Linked DNA regions of Homo sapiens: all the other regions are linked to region 1. Evidence: chromatin loops called from intact Hi-C (ENCODE). Cell type or tissue: B cell. All regions are shown on one strand.

The links. A loop is a pair of places that touch in the nucleus more often than their neighbours do. Peaks named below come from ENCODE experiments on the same cell type or tissue, not always from the same donor. Only the 100,000 strongest peaks of a DNase experiment are listed, where the experiment ranks them.
Region 2: a loop joins it to region 1, with 2.6 times the contacts of the local background. A loop is called at or near these places in 7 of 110 quality-filtered maps.
Region 3: a loop joins it to region 1, with 4 times the contacts of the local background. A loop is called at or near these places in 7 of 110 quality-filtered maps.

What each region holds. Positions count from the first base shown.
Region 1 is chr3:108,551,764-108,554,263 of GRCh38, reverse strand. It overlaps CIP2A (cellular inhibitor of PP2A), which reads left to right. Exons shown (of 21, transcript NM_020890.3): 19 at 534-616; 20 at 1,891-2,030. Among named protein-coding and RNA genes, the nearest start is that of CIP2A, 36 kb to the left of the region's middle. In B cell, CTCF peaks have their summits at 1,312 and 1,511 (motif pointing right); a DNase peak (open chromatin) is centred at 1,523; H3K27ac peaks cover 759 bases.
Region 2 is chr3:107,689,376-107,691,875 of GRCh38, reverse strand. The region is part of intron 3 of BBX (BBX high mobility group box domain containing); the gene reads right to left. Among named protein-coding and RNA genes, the nearest start is that of BBX, 170 kb to the right of the region's middle. In B cell, a CTCF peak has its summit at 1,174 (motif pointing left); a DNase peak (open chromatin) is centred at 1,145.
Region 3 is chr3:108,913,811-108,916,310 of GRCh38, reverse strand. GUCA1C (guanylate cyclase activator 1C) reads left to right here. Exons shown (of 4, transcript NM_005459.4): 3 at 97-184. Among named protein-coding and RNA genes, the nearest start is that of GUCA1C, 39 kb to the left of the region's middle. In B cell, CTCF peaks have their summits at 893 and 1,096 (motif pointing right); a DNase peak (open chromatin) is centred at 1,100.

The sequences.
Region 1 (2,500 bases):
TTTAGATATAAGATATGTATTTGGTGGAAGTTACAGGCAATTGCTGTTCTTAGAAATTTTGTTTTAAAGGCTGGGCATGGTAGCTCACGCCTATAATCCCAGCACTTTGGGAGGCTGAGGTGGGTGGAGCGCATGAGGTCAGGAGTTTGAGACCAGCGTGGCCAACATGGCGAAACTCTGTAAATACTGAAAATACAAAAATTAGCTGGGTGTTGTGGCGGGTGCCTGTAATCTCCGCTACCCAGAAGGCTGAGGCAGGAGAATCACTTGAGCCCGGGAGGCAGAGGTTGCAGTGAGCACAAGATCATGCCACTGCACTCCAGCCTGGGTGACAGAACGAGACCTTTTTTTTTTTTTTTTTTTTTTTATATTTTTAGTAGAGACGGGGTTTCACCATGTTAGCCAGGATGGTCTCGATCTCCTGACCTTGTGATCTGCCCGCCTTGGCCTCCCAAAGTGCTTGGTAGGGAGAAAAAGTTACAAATGGTATATGGTTCATTAATGTTTTCTTCTATTTTTTTTAATAACTTCAGAAGTATTGCCCAATTAATAGAGAAAGAAGAACAGAGAAAAGAAGTACAGAATCAGCTAGTAGACAGAGAACATAAGCTAGCAAGTAAGTGGCTTCTTATTTAATACATTTTCTATTTTTAATGTATTTATTTTGGAAGCATGAGTGGTTTTGTTTGCTTTTTTATTTTCTACTTATTGTTTTAAACTTTAAATCATATTTGGAATGGCTTCCCTTTTCTTGACATAATGTTTCACAAAAGCAGTTCGGTTTAATCAAGTTGAAAAAGTGGTACGTTTTTTAAATTTAGGAGCTATAAGAAATTGGCCAGGCACAGTGGCTCACTCCTGTAATCCCAGCACTTTGGGAGTTGGAGATGGGTAGATTGCTTGAGCTCAGGAGTTTGAGACCAGCCTGAGCAACATGGTGAAACCCCATCTCTACAAAAAATACAAAAATTTAGCCAGGTGTGTTAGTGTGCACCTGTAGTTCCAGCTACTCAGGAAGCTACAGTGGGAGAATCTCTTGAACCTGGATGTCAAGGCTGCAGTGAGCTATGTTCACGCCACTGCACTCCAACCTGGGTGACAAAGCAAGACTGTCTCAAAAAAAAAAAAAAAAAAAAAAAAAACAAAAGGAAAGAGATGATTGACCATTTAATTTAATTTAATTTTTTTATTATTTCAACTTTTAGAATCAGGGGGCATGTGTGCAGGTCTGTTACACTGGGTATATTGCATGACACGGATGTTTGGGGTATGGATCTCATCACCCAGGTAGTAAGCATAGTACCAAATAGGTAGCAATAGGTAATTTTCAACCTCCTGCCAACTCTAGTCTGCAGTGTCTATTGGTTCCATCTTTAAGTCTGTGTGTACTCAATGTTTAGTTCCCACTTAGAAGTGAAAACTTGGAGTATTTGGTTTTCTGTTCCTTCGTTAAATCACATAGGATTATGGATTGCCCTTTTCAAAATAAAAAAATGTTGAAGGAACGTAACAGCAGGTGGCAGTATTAGGTAACTTTTAGTTACTAGCTTCTTAATGGTATATTTGAAATGATCCTGAAAAACATTTTTGTTCTCACTTGCCTTAGAGCGCAGGCACCTACCTATATAATTTTTCATAGTTGTAGCTCTCCCTTTTCTAACCCTTACACTTTTGAGAATTGTCCTTTACCTATATAGCATATTATATTTAGAACAGAGGATGGAAGAAAGACATGGAGATTTGGTATTTTCTATAGAATACTGTCATAAGAGAAGTTTCTCTTCCTTGTTCTAGTTATTTCTCTTTTGCTCTTACAGTAGCTACTAGACCATTTCAGAGTAGTCAGTGTAAGACCTCTGAGTATAATACTTGACTTTTTTTTCTTTTAAGATTTGCATCAAAAAACAAAAGTACAAGAAGAAAAGATTAAAACCTTACAAAAGGAAAGGGAAGATAAGGAAGAAACCATTGATATCCTTAGAAAAGAATTAAGCAGAACAGAACAGATAAGAAAAGAGTTGAGCATTAAGGTAAGAATCTGTTCCATTTCTCATTTGCAGTAAAATAAAAAAGTCTGTTGTGAAAAGGGTGAATATGGATAAAGGAATGTACTGTTTCTTCAGCAAATTTTTTAGAAGATATTAGGATCTCAAAGCAGCTTGAGTATCATTTGTTATGAGGTTTTCATAATGTATTTTCTAAAATAGTTAAGCAGTTATTAAACAGATACTTTGTGTCAGCACCTGGTATTTTCAAGTGTGCAAAGAATACAGAAAGGGGTTACCAGTACTTGATGTCATATATAGGTAGCTGTATAATTTTCACTTTAACAAATATTATATAATGTGTTAATAAATATTTTCAACTTACAACTGAAGAAACTGAGTCTGAGGTTACTTACTAAAGTCACACAGCTAATAAGTGAATCAATAGGTATATATTCTGAATCTGAGTCCGGGGTTCTTTCTATATTACCATGGTTGCATAGCTTGAGTGGTAG
Region 2 (2,500 bases), 860 kb after region 1:
GCGAAGTTGCTTATCCTAGCTGCTGCAACGCCCACCTACTTTCACTTTGGTACACTAGAATTAGACTCACCATTTACTAAATTACAAATTACATAAAGGTAGGTGTGGTTTACCTTTACCTTCCCAAATGCTTAGAATACTGCCTTGAATATACGTATTTAATAAATAGTACTTGTAAATGCATGAATCCAATCATCTTATATCAGCCTGCACATTTGCCAAGGAAATTAATTAGAATGCATAGGATGCTATCATTGATTAATTTCTATATAACTAGTGTTGAGCAGAAAACCGTTTGTTTTATACTTGCGTCATGCTGGGTGAAATTTTTATGTTAAATATTTTCCATTTTCCTGATTTAATATATATGATACAAAATGTAAGTGCTTACTTGATGATTCAGTCATAACAGTGCTCTGTTTAGAACATTAACAATTCCTTTTATATTTCTTTCAGGTGTTATTTATATTCCTTTTATGTGTTTAGAATGAATGTGCTCCAACCAGAGCCAAGTACTAAAACCTTATTTTTATCCAGTAAATTTACTAAATTGATGACATTTATTTACAAAAGATTCTTCATGTCTAAGAATAACAACAATAACAAAACACAGTTCCTATTCGTGTATTATTTGCTCGCCTTTTTTCTCTTTTAAAAAGTACGAGAGTGGCCAGGTGCCATGGCTCATGTCTGTAATCCCAGCACTATGTTAGGTCAAGGCAGGAGTAATCGTTTGAGCCTAGGGGTTTGAGACCAGCCTAGGCAACATAATCAGACTCTGTCTCTACAAAAAATTTAATAATTAACCAGGCATGGTGGTGCACACCGGTGGTCCTAGCTACTTAGGAGGTTGAGGTGGGAGAATCCCCTGAGCCTTGGAGCCAGGAGGTAGAGGGTGCAATGAGCTGTGATCATGCTATTGCACTTCAGCCTGGGTAACAGAATGAGACTCTTTCTCAAAAAAAAAAAAAAAAAAAAAAAAAGGGGGGGGGGCATCAAAGTGAGAACATAAAGAACTGGTTTTAATATGACTGAAGTTCCTTCCTTTAATTTTCTTCTCAATGCACAGTACAAGAATGTTGTAAATCACTACCCACAAGATACACGTTTACTGAAGTACCCTAGAGTATCTTCCTTACAGCCCAATTTACATAAGTCTGCTCCCTCTGCTGGCCAAATTTTTATTTTCTAGCATCCTATTTAAATATAAAGGTAATGCTTTATAATACCAAAAAAAAGCTACTCTGTAAAATAATCATAAACCATATAAACCTGGGAAATCACTGAAGAAGCTCTTTATATCATTAAGGCATTGTGTTTGCTGATTTTAGGGATAGGTAACCATCCACATATTGAGTTAAACCCAAGAATTTTCAAATACAATATCATTTTTCCCCTAAGCAAGATTCTTAACCCTGCTAAAACCATTTCTCATTAATTTAGTCCATTTCTAATTGGAATCTCCAACGTACTTTGTGATAAGTGTCTAACCAAGCCTTTCCATATTTACACAATGGCATTATGTTGGGGAAACAAGAGGGAGAGAATGCTTTCACTTAGTAATTTACCAGGCCACAAGAGTTAGTGGCAGAATACAGGATAAATAAGAGAGACTATATGCTAAAAGTGAGCCCATGCTGCTTTTAGTTTTTTTCAAAGATAGATTATAATATAATAATAAAGTCATTGTTCTGACATATCTAATACATTCGTTTTAATTTTTTATGATAAAGCACTTTATAATATACAACTTGAGTACATTTCATTAATAAGTTCCAAATATATTTTCTTATACAAAAAGCTAGTACTGCCATTAAAAAACCCTAGGCTACCTTATTTGCTGCTTTCCAACTATGTACCACTTTATAACTTACAAAGCCTTTATTGCACACATTTATTATTACAAAATCCCATGAAATGGGTAAAATTATGCCCATTTGAGAGGCGCCTCAGAGAGATTTACATAATCTTTATAATGTCATTAAGAAGCAAACTAGGAACACAGCCTATAAAGGCTCTGGACTTTAAACACAGGTACTTTCTTCCATCTGATTGTATCACTGATTTTAGTTTTTAATCAATACATTTACTTTGGGAGGAAAAGTAATTCCATTTTACAAGCCTTGTTGGTATTTCATTCATACCTCTCAGTAATTACTTTAGAGGAATCCCAAACTTCCATTCGTATCTCAAATACTCCTCCATATAGACTTAACTATACTAAATACACTGAGGAGGGAGGGAATCGGAACAAGACAGCACATGTCTGTGACGCAATGTACTTTTCTTCACTTTGTATTTTGTAAATATTGATGCTGCAGCTCTTAAAGTACTCTCAGAAGTCGTTATGACTGACAGCCCGTGAGTGCTGCATCTTTCAAAACAAATACGCTTTATTGATGGAGAGCACACACATCTCCATCTAATTTTTCTGAGGCAGAAGTGGAACAAACATATCTTAACATTTTAACTAAATTCAGCATTCTGTACTGAACACAAT
Region 3 (2,500 bases), 360 kb before region 1:
ACACATCCCCAAATTCTGTCACATCGGAGCAGAAATGTTGCAAAATGTATTTGCTTCCAGAAAAGTTGACCTCTTTCATTTAATGTCTTTTTGCAGGCGGTACAAGCCCTCAATGGCCAGCAAACTCTGAGTCCTGAAGAATTCATCAACTTGGTGTTCCATAAGATCGATATAAACAATGATGGTAATGGAGCTACTCTCTACTGGATCACTTTTCCTACAAAGTAGGAGATGGTGGTAGTGGGGAGTGTTATTTAGACAAAAGCAGGAACCATTCAAGAGAACCCTAGTTGTGACTTAGGCTTCATAATGGGACCAATCCAATGTTCTCAGTATGATTCAATTGAGTAAATATTTATTGATCATATTCATTTCCAATGTGTGGTGCTTGACATGTTGGGATATATAAAGAGTAAAGGTGAGATGAGCAAATAAATCAGAATAATATAGGATGAAGTAAGTACCTTCTGCTGTTTGCTCTGAGACACATTCTATTAATCAGTTCCTCTCCACTGGAGAGGAAAACTCTCCAGTAACAGAAAACTTGAGCTTATAAATAAACTCAAGTTTTCCCTACTGCAGAAAACTTTCCTTCATTTATGCTATCTTCTTCTACTATCAGGCTTTTTTCTTCCTTTGGACTAAACATTTCTGGAGAAGAGTCCACACTTGCCTCCATTTCTGCTTTTTCTACCTTTTCTATCTACATTTCTGCTCTGATTATTTCTCCATCTGCTCTTTCTACTCTGTAATCTGGGTTCCTGTTTAGCTCAGAGGAGGTACCTTTCTTCTTCAGAGGTAGGAGTGAAGAGAGAAGACACAGACAGCCCAAGAGAAATGAGTGCTTCTACCATGTAGCTTTGATATCAGCAAACAGGTAGGTGAGCATAAAGACTTGAGATTGAGGCAGAAGATCTAGGAATGGTCCTTGAAAAACAGAAAATTTGACATTGTTAAAAATATAGGATATTAGTAAAAGGTTTAAGAAAACGGATAAGAGGCATTGGCATGCCAATCACAGTTGTCATCATTCCAAAACTCCTTCCAAAGGCATCAACCTGCCCACCATGCATCACTTCTTCTGGTGGACACAAGAGGGCAGTAGAGACACATGTTCCCATGTTGAGTGTGACAGGTTGTACTAGTAAAATGTGGCAGCTCAGCGTGGCAGGATGGGATGGTGAGGCCGGGAGGAAGCTCAAATGCAGCCACTGCTGCAAAAAAGCCAAACGACTGGACAAGAGTATACTGCTCAAGAAAGAAATTTGAAGATGCATCAGTTGCATCAATCTTCTTCTCTTAAGCACCTCGGTGTAGATCTGCCTCTCCTGAATCTCAATTCAGTATGCTCACTTACTAGTATACTGACATCAAATAATGAAACATGTCAGTACATGTGAAAGCTTGTAAGAAACAGAGTCAGACTACCCAGAGTAGATAAGGAGGCTACGTGCAGCCAGGAAAGGACCAGAGAAATGGAGAGTGGAGGGTCTGATGAGGACAATGAAGACTTTATTTGGAATATGCCACTGAAAATCGTGGTCATCGAACTGGAGAAATGCTGTAGATTTTATTCTGTTTCACTTTGTTTTTAATCTTAGAGGTGCTGCAGGATGGCAGGGATTGGAGTAGAGTAAATCATCCATTTCAGCCTGGGGCTGAAAGCACTGATGTAGAAGAATGAGTACTCCGGAAGTAGATGGGACATCACAAAGTTTTAAGACTTGGTTTATACAGTGACTTTCAAAAGGGCAGGTCAAGAATGTTTAATAATATCCATGAACACTGCTTCTAGTGCTAGGAGTGAGGGGAATAGGAAAGTGACCTTCCTCGGAGAAGTACGAAGATTTTGGTATTCTTAGGAAAACACTAAGATTCTATTAGTTTGAGGACACAGATAGTGTATTCGAGAAAACATGAATATGATTCAGGACTTTTTGTTTACTATCCAAGAAGGTTCCCCAAGGGCAAAGTATAAGGAATCGATAAAATGGGGACTGTGATTAGAAAGGAACTTGAAGTAGAAAGGGCTGGGTTAAAAGAGACGTGAATTCAGAAAAGAGAAATTGTGCCTGGGCAATAGCTGAGGTTACCTGAAGTTAGAGAGATGAGCTCTTTCACTTACAACAATAAGTCAGCGACAGAAAAAAGGAGATGAATTATGGTTTCTAGAATAGTTTATAAAACTAAATACACTAATTGTTTCCTCTTATAAAAACTTGTATTACTATTATTATTATTATTTAAAATGGAGTCTTGCTTTGTCACCCAGGCTGGAGTGCAGTGGTGTGATCTCGGCTCACTGCAACCTCCGCCTCCTGGGTTCAAGCAATTCTTCTGCCTCAATCTCCCAAGTAGCTGGGACTACAGGCTCCCCCCACCATGCCCAGCTAATTTTTGTATTTTTAGTAGAGACGGGGTTTCACCATATTGGCCAGGCTGGTCTCGAACTCCTGACCTTGTGATCCACCCTCCTCAGCCTCCCAAAGTGCTGGGATTA